2 separate regions of the Mus musculus genome follow, and region 2 is linked to region 1. A link is a contact called in ENCODE Hi-C data. All regions are on one chromosome and are shown on one strand. The core of a region is the stretch at or near the end of the contact, and the rest is flanking DNA. Distances in the headings are between cores, read along the strand shown.

Evidence for each region. Hi-C counts contacts between places; a loop is a spot of excess contacts on that map.
Region 2: a map of v-Abl transformed pro-B cells shows a loop between it and region 1 (2.8-fold over the local background). The contact joins the promoter of Guca2b here to the enhancer-like site in region 1. A Hi-C loop is called at or near these places in 3 of 37 maps with a recorded cell type or tissue (T-helper 17 cell and v-Abl transformed pro-B cells).

The regions. Positions count from the first base shown.
Region 1 is chr4:120,125,492-120,132,097 of GRCm38, forward strand. Hivep3 (human immunodeficiency virus type I enhancer binding protein 3) reads left to right here. Exons shown (of 9, transcript NM_010657.3): 7 at 2,785-2,871; 8 at 6,231-6,606. Among named protein-coding and RNA genes, the nearest start is that of Edn2, 32 kb to the right of the region's middle. Within about 2 kb of position 2,665, at least 1 of the 3 ENCODE cell types and tissues checked has a DNase peak (open chromatin) inside an H3K27ac peak, as active enhancers do.
Region 2 is chr4:119,654,589-119,661,737 of GRCm38, forward strand. Guca2b (guanylate cyclase activator 2b (retina)) reads right to left here and starts at 4,357. Exons shown (of 3, transcript NM_008191.2): 1 at 4,193-4,357; 2 at 2,941-3,127; 3 at 2,013-2,262. The coding sequence starts at 4,267. The coding sequence ends at 2,204. It overlaps Gm35761 (a long non-coding RNA gene), which reads left to right and starts at 3,700. Exons shown (of 6, transcript XR_868074.3): 1 at 3,700-5,085; 2 at 5,534-5,644; 3 at 6,664-6,796.

The sequences.
Region 1 (6,606 bases), core at 1,415-3,914:
GCAGGCCCTTGTTCAGCCCAGGAGACAAGGTGATGTCTGGTGCTCTTGCTAGAGCCAGCTCCCCTTCCAGACACTTGCTCTTCCAGCCGTCCACTCAACCTCCGCTTCCAGATGCCAGGCTGGTTTGTCCCTGAGGGCTGGGGGCAAGAAAATCCTTGGCTGGGCAAGCCTCCTCCCTGTAGCTTCTACAGGATGTTGACAGGAGCAGGACAGCCTTTGGGGGTTGGGCTCCCTCCTGCCTCTTCAGAGAGCCCCTGAGGTTCCTACTCAAGGGTGAGAGCATCCTATGATCACTAGCCCCTTCCCTGTCCAGTACACTGCCTGGCAGAGTCAGAGCCAGAGACCTAGCTCACTGGTAGAGTGATGGCCTACCATTCACAGGCACAATATTAAATAAAAGAGATTGTCACTGGGGGTGGGGTCTGCTCTGGGCCAGCTGTAGTTCACTCCCACGTGCTTTGCCTTGTGACCTTCGCAGTATTTCCATGAGGTGGGTATTTAAAGAAATAGAAAACCGGGACCCTACAGAGTAAGGAACATTGAAAAACTTACTCAGGGAACATAGCTAGCAGTACAGAGCCCAGACCTCCCCATAACCCTCCTCCACCAGGCCATCTAGCTACAAAACCACCGCAAGGCCAGCCACGTTCGAGGGTCCCAAGACCTGAGTCTAGCCAGAGCTTTTCATTAGCCAACGCTGTGGTTCTGGGCCAGTTGTTTCACTGTGCTGGTTTGCAGGAGCCCTGCCAGCACCCAGGACAGCCAAGAATCTTGCCCAATGATGTCATCAGCACCTGCGCCCAGAGTTAAATTAGAAACAGAAGAACTGAGCCTAGTGGGTTGAAAGACATGGTCTGTGGAATCCCACCCACCACTTTTCTCCTGGAGTGCATTTCTTGAGAGACTACAAACACTGCTCTAGCGGTGTGTCTAGCCTGGTTGACTAGAAATCTAAACTCTACAGGTATAACGTATATGGCAAATGTCACCGGTGTGACTGAGGGTAGTCAGAGAAGGGACTCAAGAACGGGAACCTCAGGGCAGTTGGGATCTCTGGCCTACAGCTCTCTCGTCTCACCTGCTGCTCGCTCAGACAATGAGCATGAAGGGCATGCGACTGGCTCGGGAGCTCTCCATCCAGGTGCAGGAAGGAGGCCCAAGCTGGGCAGGGTAGAGTTGGATGATGAGTGGGAAGAGAAGGAGTTAGTCCTCTCTAGTCTTGGCCATCGTATTCACCCAATCTCACTTGTGCTTCCCCAGCAGCCTCAGCCGAAAACCTGACGTTTCTGAGTGGAGATCACCCTTGGTTAGGCTATGTTCATCTGTCTGTCCATCTCTCTTCCCATTAGCTCTGTCTCCTGTCTACTCATCTAACAGTGTCCCTGTTCATGCGCCCCCCCCCCACGCACACACACACACACACACACACACACACACACACACACACACACACACAGGTTTTCTTGTCCCCACCCCCGGCTCTATCTGTCTGCCCATTCTCCTTTTCCCCTCTGGACTGGCCTCCCATACATTCCCACGTGTGGACATCCATCCTCCGATCATGTAGCCGCCCATCTTTCCATCTGCTTACAGGCCAACTTCCACCAGTTCCCCTGTTTATTTTTCCCCGTGGACCTTGCCTCCTCTGTCTGCCTGCCTGCCATCGGCTTCTCCTCCAGTGTCCATCTGTCCTCATGCTTCTATCTTTCTCTCCATGTTCCTCCATTCGCCATACCTCGTCCCCCTGTGCACTCGTTCCCAGAGACTCCATCTTTCCATTCTACCTCCTTCCGTCCATCCATTCAGACTCAACAATTTAAGGCTCATGGGACAGCGTACCTGACCCCGGGAGCTTCAGACATGTTATAGGATCAGCCATGTGGAAATACAACAGTCCTCAGAGCACAACCCAAAGGAACTTCCTGTGACGTCTGTCTGTGTTCTCTGGGGACAGGACAGGGAGCTTAGCCTCTCCTCCCTGAACCTGCTGTCCACAGAGCTCCTCACCCTGCAGCCTGTCACAGGTGTGCACCATGGAGAACCTGACATCACTGTTGCTGTTGTTGTTACCCTGGCCTCAGAAGCTATCGCTCCAGTTCCCCAGCCTATGGGGCCAGGCCTACAACTTGGGGCAGTACCTCAGGGCTTCACAGAGCCTTGGACAACCCATTCCCATAGCACTCTAGTCCTCTGTCTGCACTGTGCCCCAGAGAGGGGGCTGTCCCTAAGACAGTCCCAGCCTGCGTCCCAGAGCCTGTGGGGCTCATGTCCCTTGCTGCTCACCTCACTGCTCCTGCAAGGAACCATGCCCTGCTTTCTCTGCTTAGACCCTAAGGATTGGCCTGATTGTAGTATACTCGGTCAGAAGAACTTCTCAGCCCGCAGCTACTGTATTAGTCATGAGAATCCCATGTCACTCCAGCATTTAAGATTGCAAATCATCTTATCTGAGTGTGCCACCAGCCCCGGGGCCCAAACATAAGACAGAAGCAGAAGAAAAAAAATGCACCTGAGTGGTCTTTCAACTTCTCTGTGTTTTAACCAGCATCTCTGGTTCTCACTGTACCCTGCCCCCTCCCCCCCAGCTGCATGCCCTCCCTGCCCCAGCTCCTGTGTTTGACCTTCTGTAGCAGTTACAGTTGCATAGTCTGGCTGCATGCTGGAGCACAGGAGGCCTTGGCCCCTGCCCAGCCCTCGGCACTTGTGTAAGGAGCTGTGGCCTGGCAGCTGTGTATTGCCCTCCCCCTACCACCAGGCCATGAGTCTGTTCTCATTTCTTTCCAGGGAATCTGACTAAGCACATGAAGTCGAAAGCCCACAGCAAAAAGTGCCAAGAGACGGGGGTGCTGGAGGAGCTGGAAGCCGAAGAAGGTACTGTACCAACCTCCTCTTTCCCTAACTCCCTCTCCACTTCACATCCCTCCCCCTTACCCCTGACCTTCCCCCTTTCCAGACACCCTCATTTCTACTACTGTTCCCCTTCCTCTCTCTCCCTCCCACCATCTTTCCCTTCTATGTCCTCCCTTCTAGTTTGCTGAACAACTGGGAAGCAGCAAATGTTAAATTCATAAAATGCTCCCCAGTGCCACAGAGCCAGTCACTGTGCAGTTCAGTATAACCTAGTGTTCCAGCAGAAAGCCAGCCCCAACGGGAACTCGGCGCACCCAGTGTGTGCCAAGCACAGTCTAAACACGTGCCTTGAGTTGTCTTAGTGGGACCTGGATAGATCTTCAGGCACTTAACTAGAAGTCTCTTCTGATAGGAACCTGCAATGTGGTCTGTGGGACTGCGAGTGTCACTGAGAAAGGCAAAGCTAGATCGGGTAGGTCCATCCCTTCTCGGCCCTGACACATCACTACAACCTGACTATGGTCCTCCAGCATCAGAAACAAGCTAGAGGCAGACTGATAGCAGACAAGGCAGGGGACACGGGTAAGGAGGGAGGCCAGAGGGGCTGCGGCAGATAGAATGACAAACCTTAGCTGTAGATTCTCAGGAGTCAGGGTCAGGGCTTAGTGTGACAAGACGAAGAAGGGAGTGGGTCAGGGGGGTGGGGGGCAGAGAAGAAAGGAGAAAGCTGTGGTTTTTATTTTCTGTTTGTGAAGCAATCTAACAAGAGTTAGATCATGTTTCTTTTAACACTGAATAAACCAATGTTTACAACAATCCACTCAAAGCACTGTCTTCACAAATTATAATGTGAGGCCCCCATGTTGTCAAAATGCATGCCAGGCTACTATAGATGGTGTCCTGGCGAGGGCCCTGTAACATAAGCCCAGACATGGGACCATGAAGGACCATGAAAGACAGGGGGCCTTGGCTGACCTCTATCCTCTATCCTTGAGTATAATGGGAGTGATACATATGTCCTCTGCCTGTGTGCGGAGAACTCCAGCAGGGGTGTAGGGATGTGATCTAGGCCAGACACATGAGCACAGTTCAGGTGAGAAGTGGTCTGATTCCAGATGCTTTCAGAGACTGAGCCCATAGATGGTCCTGCTACATCATAGAGGGCAGAGGAGGGGAGGGAAAGGGCCAGGGATGGCTCCAAGCTTTGTAACCTAAGAGACTGGAAGGATGGAGTTGTTACTTCATGCACCAAGGCAGACCCAGCGACGGGCATTAGGATCTGGGTATCCTAAACATAGAGTTGGTAGCAGGAACTGCCCTGAAGAGCACCAAGCCAGGATGCCCTAGCTCCAGCACACTGCTAAGGAATGGGTTGTCAGCCACTGCCACCCTGTGGCCAGTCTTAGAAACTGCACCCAGAAGGTTCTGTCCAGTGCCTTCCACTAGATTTGAAAGCACTAAAGGCAGAAAAAGGCCCATATGGAATATCAGGAAAGGGGGGGGGGGTGCTGAGCAGGCAGGGGAACCCTTTAGATGCCTGCAGGAATCAGATGTGGAGTGCCTGAAGTAGTGTGGTCTGGAGAGGGCTTCTTCCATCATCCCCGCCACACTGGGACTCATACAGGGGGCCTTCACTTTCTCCTCAGTAAAGAAGGGCTTTGGGGCCTGTCTTGATGGATGTCAGGAGATGCTGGCCCCAACTCCCTCCCCAGTCAGGACCCTGCTTCAGCCTTCATGTGCAGATGCTAACAGTGCCACCCTGGCCACCTGCCTATGGGAGGGGGAGACACAGACAGAGGAGATGGTAGCAGACACAAAAGGACATAAACCAGCCATTGTCACCCAGCAAGAGGAGGGCAGGGTGGGGATTCGTGGCTGCATCTGCTTCTCAAAGCATAATGCCATTTTGAACTGTAGTGTGAGACGTGAGGACTATGAACCTTAGTTCTGACTAGGCCAGGAGATAGCTGGATGATTGTGGGGCAGGCCGTGGCCTTCTCCACGCTTGGGTTTCACTATGTGAGTGAGGGCCAGGGCTGAGTAAAACCTGAGGCCTGCAGTCAGGGCTCCTGCCAAAGTCCTAGGTCAGCAGAATGAGCTGATGCAGGGCTTTGCCCCTCCCTCCATCCCCTGTCTGTTATGTCTCCCATCACCCATTCCCCTCGAGGCCTCGTCTCTTCGCTCCCATCTGCCCAAACTCTGCCCTTGGAACCTCCCTCTGCCTGACAACTCCTTCTCTACACACAATTTTCTCTCTCTTTCCTAGTGAATGTTCACGTTATCCACTTTGGTACCTGACCATGGAGGTGTTAGCATCACTGTTTCTGGCCCTCCTGGGCATGGTGGAGAGCCAGGGCTCGGGGACTATCTTTCCTGACCAGGAGAAAATGGAATATTGGTGCCCGGGCGAGCGATAGGGATAGTGGACACATTAGGCCACCTGGAACCAGTTCAAACTGGTCATGTCACAGCAGTCTAGTGATGGGCCAACAGAGCACAAACTCTCCAGGTCATCCCCCAGATTGTGGACAGCTGACCATTTCAGGGATGCCTCGGTCTCCATTGCTGATGGTGGCACAGCCTCACCAGCTGATGGAAACCTCCACTCCATAAGAATCCAGACCCGGAAGCTGACGTTCAGAGTGCTCCACAGGGCAGGAATGGCAGGGGTCAGGCCTGCCCTAAAGACTGAGGCCAGCCTAGCCCAGCAACTCACAGAAGCTAAACTCTGCCATCTGCCCAGAGCCGCTGTGTAGGCCAGCCTGGTCATGTTAGCATCTGGTTTGCATTTTAACTGACCGTGACTGTCTGCTGGACCAGCCAGCATGCCCTGTCCCAGAGTGATAGATGCCATCAGTAATGGGGTCATAGTGGCTGTAATTATCTGGGCCCTTGCTGTGTACCAGGCCTGCATTATTTTTTCCTCTCAGAAAAAGCCATACAGTGAGACATCCACTTAACAAAAGGAGAGACTGAGGCACAGCATTACAGCTGGCTCGTGGTGAAACCCACACTGAGAAACCAGAAAGCAGATGATCTTGTTTGCCCCAGTGAAGCCCTAGGCCTTACTTGGGAAGGTTACCTGATCCCCCTTACCTCGGTTTCCTTATCCACAGCATGAGCGTAAGAATAGAACCCCCAGTTCCCCAGTGATGCCAGGATTCTTTGAGGGCTACATGAATTCACGTACCTAAAGCCCGCAGAGCTGAACTTGTTCGTCGAGGCATGAGGTCATTGTACACTATTATTTACAGAGTATTCTTCTATCTGCTATGTCACTTGGTCGTCTGCCACGTGGCACTGTGCCTAGTTGGCAGGCAGTGAAACCGGGCTTAGCCTGAAGTGGCTGTAATCTTGAGTATCCTGTGCTCTCCCCTCAGGAACCAGTGATGACCTGCACCAGGACTCAGAGGGGCAAGAGGGCGCCGAGGCTGTGGAGGAGCACCAGTTCTCAGACCTGGAGGACTCTGACTCAGACTCAGACCTGGATGAAGATGAGGAGGAGGAAGAGGAGGAGGAAGAGAGCCAGGATGAGCTGTCTGGGCCATGCTCGGAGGCAGCTCCGCCTTGCCTGCCCCCCACACTACAGGAGAACTCCTCACCCGTTGAGGGCCCTCAGGCTCCAGATAGCACTTCTGACGAGGTCCCGCAAGGCAGCTCCATCTCAGAAGCCACGCATTTGACCGCCAGCAGTTGTTCCACACCTAGCCGGGGTACCCAAGGCCTTCCCAGGCTGGGACTGGCCCCACTGGAGAA
Region 2 (7,149 bases), core at 3,107-5,606, 470 kb before region 1:
GAGATGGCGCAGAGGTTAAGAGCACAGCTGCTCTTGCAGAAGTCCTGGGTTTGGTTCCCAGCACTACATGGCAGTCCACAACCATTGTTAACTCTAGTTCCAGGGGACCCGACTCCCTATTCTGACCTCCAAGATCACCAGGCATGCTCATGATGCACAGAAATATGTGGAGGCAAAACACTCATATTTATAAAATAAACATATCGACAAAAAATAAAGGATGATGATAGTGTTAGGAAGGATGTGGGGAGCCGGGCGGTGGTGGCAGAAAGAAAACTTGGGAGGCAGAGGCGGGCAGATTTCTGAGTTCAAGGCCAGCCTGGTCTACAAAGTGAGTTCCAGGACAGCCAGGGCTATACAGAAAACCCTGTCTCGAAAAACAAAACAAAACAAAACAAAAAAAAGAAAAGAAAAGAAAGGAAAGGAAAAGAAAAGGAAAAAGGAGAGGAGAGATGAGGAGAAGAAAGAGGAAAGAGAAGAGAAGAGAAGAGAAGAAAGAAAGGAAAAGAAGAAAAGAGAAGAGAAGAAAAGAAAAGAAAAGAGAGGAAAAGAAAAGAAAAGAGAGGAAAAGAAAAGAAAAGAGAGGAAAAGAAAAGAAAAGAAAAAAGGGGTGTGGAGTGAAGGCGGGTGATATTAGTGTAGCTGGGCTGAAGATGTGGCTCAGTTGATAGAATTCTCAGCTAGCATGCATGAAGTCCTACGCTCAGTAGTCAATACCGCATAAACTGGCCATGGTGTAGATAGCTATAACCCCAGTACCAGGAAGGTGGAGCAGGAGGATCAGAAAGTCATGGATGTAATGAGTTAGAGGCTAGCCTGGGGTATATGAGACTCTATCTTAAAATCAGCAAACAAATGACTATCTAGGTGACTTCACTGGCAGTTCCCTGAGTGGGCGGGGACACAGCCCCTGAAAAGGGTAAATGATAAATGTGCACAGATGATGTTTAGGCTCAAGTCAGATTCCAGCAGTGGCATGGTGGCGCACAGCAGGGTAAGGGACACAACCAGGCTACCCGGTTCCCCTGGCAGAACCCTGAGGCAGGAGCCAGGGAGTGAGGAGGAGCAGAGTGGAGCAGTAGGGTCTTTCGGCTGTCTGTGTACTCAACTGGCACTTTGCACCCAGCCTTCCTCCCTCCTAGGTGCCCAGGTCCAAGGCCAAGCAGCAAACCTGCCCTGTGGGAAATCCCATACTGGGAATTTCCAGGACAAGTCCTGACTGGAGTAAAGGCCTCAGCCCTGGGATCCACCTTCCATGGCTCAGGCCACAACAGAGCAGCAGTCACAGCCTTGTGTCCTGTAAGTACTCTGCCGGGGAGGAGACACCATCTGGGAGTATTTCCCATTAACCTAACAGGGGGCTGTGTTCCCATTGCTTAGGAGAGATGTATGGTGGTCACACTGAGTCTTGCCTTTGGCCCCATCATCCACAGCCAGGGATATGTAGCGACGACAACACAGTGGCCAGAGCATGGACTGTATCATCCTGGGAAGACATTGCCTGGCCGTTCCGCCCAGCCTGTGACCCCGTAGGGACATTCTTTATAAGTAAAGGGTCTGGCTATTGCAGCATTACTCGCTTCTTCAGACTGATGAAAACTCTGAATTATCTTGCCAAGGATTTAGAAATCTGCATGGATCTAGAACACAAAAATGGACACTCTGTAAAGGGGAGAGTGTCACTAGACTGTGGAGAGCAAAGTCTCCTGACTGTCACTGGACTTGTTAATGACATCCCATCCCAAACATACCCTTACCTATTCTCCACTATTCTCTGTCAAGAAGAGTTCTGCTCCCAGAGCGGGAAAGCCTTGAGCTACTCCAGAGGAGAAGGTCCTGAGTGTGGGCTACCCTGGGCTCCCTCACCTGGGACGTGGGCACCATGAGTCAGTTCCTTGGGCTTGGAAATGTGGGTGGGGAATTCCTATGCCCAGCCTGGACTGTCTTTGCTTCTCATCCAGCTCCTCGAGATGCCCCGCCCACGGCGCAGAAGTGAGCACACGGACACTTGGTTTTGTGGGTAGCATTTTTTATTCAGGTGCAGCTGCCTGGGGGCCAAATATGGCAACTCTGCATCCACATTGCCTTGCTAAGGATCCATTTATGCTGGGAGGATGGCGATTACTTCAATGGTGCCTAAGTATGGACAGGTTGGGCTGTGGGGAAAGTGTCCGGAGTGGTCTTAAGACCCAGAGTCATTTCATCAGCAGCCTGTACAGGCAACATTTATACACAGTTCACATTCGTCGGTGGCGATGGTCCCTGCGCAGGAAGAAGGCAGATTAGTTGAAATTGGACCCTGGGGATTAGTGATCATGGATGCTGTCATCCAGTTTTCAGAGAGGAGCTCCTGGGGAGAGAACCTGGGGTGTTCCATATAGAAGCTCCATATAGAAGTTCCATATAGAATGAGGGGCTAGGGGCTAGATTCCTCTCTCAGGTACTCCCCCATCCCTTCCTTTGAGGTTTCATATTTGCTACATGGGCCAATCAACCTGACCTGAATGTTGTAGGAAGAGTCCTGGTCAAGAGGGACAGATGGGGGCCTACCCAGAGCAGGGACACGAATGCTTGCAGATGGCAGCAGCATGTGCCCAGCTCTTCTCCACCCTTCCCATTTTAGCTTAGCTGTCACCTCCCAGGGAGCCATTCCAAGCCTGATGGCATCAAATGTATCAGCTGCATGTGTCTCCTGTAATCACACCTGTCTCTTCCCAGAGTTCCTCCCCACCACCTTGTGAGGTCTTTGAGAAACTTCTCAGGACCATGGAGCTCTTTTCTACCTGAATCAGTGTACCCAGACTGGGGCAGATCTGGGGCAGGCAGGAGCTGTGACCCTCTAAGCCCCCTGTCCACAGCTACTGGGTTGCTTTAACAAAAACAACTGACAATGGAGAGGTAGGGGAGGGTGCAAGAAGATCTAAGGGTTCCTATCCTTACTCAAGGCCTTGAAGGTGCTGGCAGCTTCCTGGGAGGCACAAACAGGCTGGAGGTCCAAGGGCAAGGCTGGGTTATGGCACACAGCAGGGAGGAGGCCACTTCTCCGAGGCTGGGGATTGGACATCTCCTTCTCCTCCAACTCATTCAGCTTCTTCACTGATTCCAGCTGGACTTGGAAGCCATGGTACTAGGGAGAAGGGACGGGTGAGAGGTCATCAGGCCCTGGTTAGGAGCAGGCAGTGCCATGAGACTGGGCTCATCAAGGTCCCGTGAGTCCTCCAGAATATTCTCTGGGCTCACAAAGAGTCCAAAACACAGCAGAAAAGCAGCTTGTGGGGAGGGAAGTAGAATTGCGATCTGCCACCACCAACATAGAGGCCTTCTGTCCCAGGCTGCTCACAAAAGGCTGTAGAGCTCTGTAGGTCATCATATGGGCATTAGAAACAAGAAGACCCTTGTGTGTTCAAATCCTGTCTTTCCCTCCATCCAGCTGGTTGTCTCTTTCCCATCTGACATGACCTTCCCTTGTGGAAGCCTAGTACTAGACAGGTCAGCTAACAGGTCCTCTCTCTGGCCTGGTGAAGCTTGCTCTATTGAGACTGATTCTCTCAACTCCTCCTCCTCCTCCTCCTCCTCCTCCTCCTCCTCCTCCTCCTCCTCCTCCTCCTCCTCCTTCTTCTTCTTCTTCTTCTCTCTCTCTCTCTCTCTCTCTCTCTCTCTCTCTCTCTCTCTCTCTCTCTCTCTCTCATTCTCTTCCTGGAAACCCTGCCTGATATAGACGCTAGACTGTAGTAGTCACACAGGTTTAGGGAAACCAGAAGCATCCTGCCACTCGACAACCAGGGCTGATTCCATGCCCCACCCATCTAACACTCCCTGGGAGGCCTCTGAAGTCCATGTTCCCTTTGTCTGGCCTTTGCTCTGCCTAGAACATGTTCACCCAGGCTTGACACCATTTATCCTCCAGTGAGCACAAAGGTTCCTTACCAGGGAATCCATTCTGTGATTTGCCCATGTAGGTGAGCACAGGCAGGGAGCCACAGAGTTCCCTCTGGGCTCCTCTAGGGTTCCTTCCACACTGTGGCTGTGCTGACTTCCAAGGAGAGCAGAGGAGACTAAACCTGCCACTCTCATTACATCTATCACTGCCGCTGTTGACACGCCTGCAGTCCCAACCCAACAGGTGTCTAGACTGGCTGCTGGGCTGAGCCCAGGTCCTCCAGGTAAAAGGTAGGCTGGCTGGGGGTCTCACCTTGATGTAGACACCCTGTGCACTCTGCAGGAGCAGCAGCAGGACGACGGCAGCCCACAGTTGGCTTCTTGACATGGCCTCGCTTCCAAGCTCACACCTCTGGGTTCCTGCTTCCTCTGCTGTCCACCTGCCTGCCACCTGCCTCTGGGCCAGCAGCCCCTTATAGGCCAGGGTCCAGAGCTCTGGTCACTTATTAACTGTCTGGCTGGGGTGGGGTTGACAGAGGCCTGGCTCTTTGACAGATTCTGACTTGGTTCCAGGAAGGGGATAGGGGCGATGATGATGATGAAGAAGAATCCAAGCTTGTGGGAACATGGTCTGCCAAGGGCCTGGCATGAATAGGGCTCTGTGGGAAGACCTTGGACCACTTCACTTCTCACTCTCTCCTCCACACCAGGAGGAGGGGAAAGGTGATGGATCAGGAAAGTGATATCAGGTAAAGTGATTTGCCTCAGGCCAAACAGACTCTTCAGTTGTGTCTTTAGCCCAGGTCAGCTTGTGGTTCTTTGACTTGCAGGCAGATGGCTCAGAGCAAGGAGGGCACACAGAGTTGACTTCAGAGTTTTCCAGTATTAACTTCTCCCATATCCAGCATCCTGCACGGAGTCTAGAACTGCGGAAAGACCAGCCTTGTAACCAGCCTTTGCCTGCCCTTTCCCATGTGTACCCAAGAACAAGTGAGTATAACCATATCAACTGATATCTCAGCAGCCAGCAGGTCAACATGGTGTGGAAGAAAGAGCTCAGATCTCCTAGGAGATGACAAGGGTTCAGTGCCAGAGCTGTGGCAGCTGCTGTGTGAGCCTGGGGTGTCACATCAAGTCTGACTGAGGTTTTCTTTTACTCTCGGGTCACACACGTCTATCGGAAGCCACCCACAGAGGTAGCTGTGGGTAAGATGGGCTCCAGTCCCTTGAATTTACCTTCATTCTCTGGGTGACTCATCTCTAACAGGTCCCTTAATCTCACAGTGCACCTCCCCAATGGGTGAAGGTTGGAGCAGGGAGAAGAGGGTCAAGTCTCTCTGATGGGGTTATCACCATGGCCAGGTCCAGCTACTTTGAACAGTGGTCCTGCTGGGACTCAGCTGGCCCTGGTACAGACTGACACGTGGCAGGTATCCCAGCATGAGCCTGAGCTGAAACCGCCACAGCCTACCTGGGCACCTATAGTCCTTCAGATTGGTGGTTAAAAGAACATGCTCCTTCAGGCCTGTCCTGCTCTTGCATGTGTGATACACTTCATCTGCCCAGAACACCTAGATCCACGCTTATCTTACGTCGAAACAGATAAAAGTCTCCGGTGAACTTTGGAGTTTCTTATGTCTTGTTTTGAATCCAGACTTCGGCCTTTATTCTTTGGAGTCTTTGGAGTCTCACACTCTCTTCTCTCTAAGATGCTAATAACCGTCAGATAACAGTGGCTCACATGTTTGATCATGAGTAATGCAAGGTATGACGAGGCTCTCTGCCTGGACTCTCTTGGGGAGTAGTAGCAACAGGCTGGTATTCTGTCTGGAACCTCTAATTGTGCTCAGCCTTCATTGCTACAGTGAAAGAAGCTCGAGGCAGGGAGGGAGGGAAGCAGGGAGGCAGGGAGGCAGGGAGGCAGGGAGGCAGGAGGCAGGGAGGCAGGGAGGCAGGAGGCAGGGAGGCAGGGAGGCAGGGAGGCAGGGAGGCAGGGAGGCAGGGAGGCAGGGAGGCAGGGAGGCAGGGAGGCAGGGAGGCAGGGAGGCAGGGAGGCAGCGAGGCAGCGAGGCAGCGAGGCAGAGAGGCAAGGAGGGGGACATGGGCTTGGGCCCAGACTCCAGCTACTATCCATCATGCAACCTTCCTTACCCTCCACGACTGTTTTCTCACCACTGAAGTCAATAACACAATTAGTAACCTAACAGTGTTTGTGGGAACTAACAGCCCTTGTCCCAGGAAACCACTGTCTGTCCCTGTCCCCAGATAGATCACTTCTCCAGCACATGCCCAGGGGATTGGGTTCACCACCCGTTCCTCTCCATGACATCTTCCCAGACAAGCCCTGTTTCTGAACCTGGGGGGGGGGGTGGGTAACAGATTGGACTCCCAGCCTTTTAGGCTGGACTCATTGCCATTCTATCTAGAGCACTGGGTTTCCTAAGTCATGTCACCTCAGATAAGTGATAGAACTTCTGAGATTTTAGCTCCCGGTTTGTAGAAAAATGACGGGTTCCTCAGTGTTTGCAATTGTCATGAGCTACCATCCCACTCTTTCCATGGGACAAGCTCAACCCACTGACCACCATATCCAAGGATAGGAGCCAGCCTTCAGAGTGTGAAGGTCCCAGAGTGGGGCTTGCCCTCCTTTCTCCAGCCACTGGGTATCCCAGCTGGAGCCATTGTTCCCAGGGAGTGAGTCACGACTTCCTCTTCTGCCTGTCAAGACTCAAACTTTCCAATCCCATTTCTAATCTCTTTACAAATGACCCACCATCCATGAAGGACAAGTTGGCCACTGATGCAAATTCTCACTGCCAACCTGACCAGCTCACTTACATCATATGCACATGGAAAGCCACTTCTGTACCAGCCTGTGGAGACTCACACAAATGAGGATGGAGACCACTGTGCCTCTGTAGGTTTAGCTGCTCCTCTCCCCGCATTGAGTCCCTGCTTGGCATCCACCTTCCTGGCACCCCCTTTCCTCAGGAGCACCTCTCAGAGCTCTTGCCCACTTGGCTCAGGGTATATGGGCTTTCCAGATTTCTGACATCATGCTGGCCCCATCTCTTCATTTCCTTGACTAGCCATCCTCTGTTTGCTTGTCTCCTAAAGTCAGAACTCAACAGGGCCACCAGCACTTGTCCTTGGGGCCTCTATCCTTTTTCTCTAGTCACTTACTTTGGTAGTGTCATGCAGCTTCAAGAAATTTCATGTGCTCAGTCCCTGAGACTGCCCACCTTGACAGCTTTTCCCATGACAGTTAAT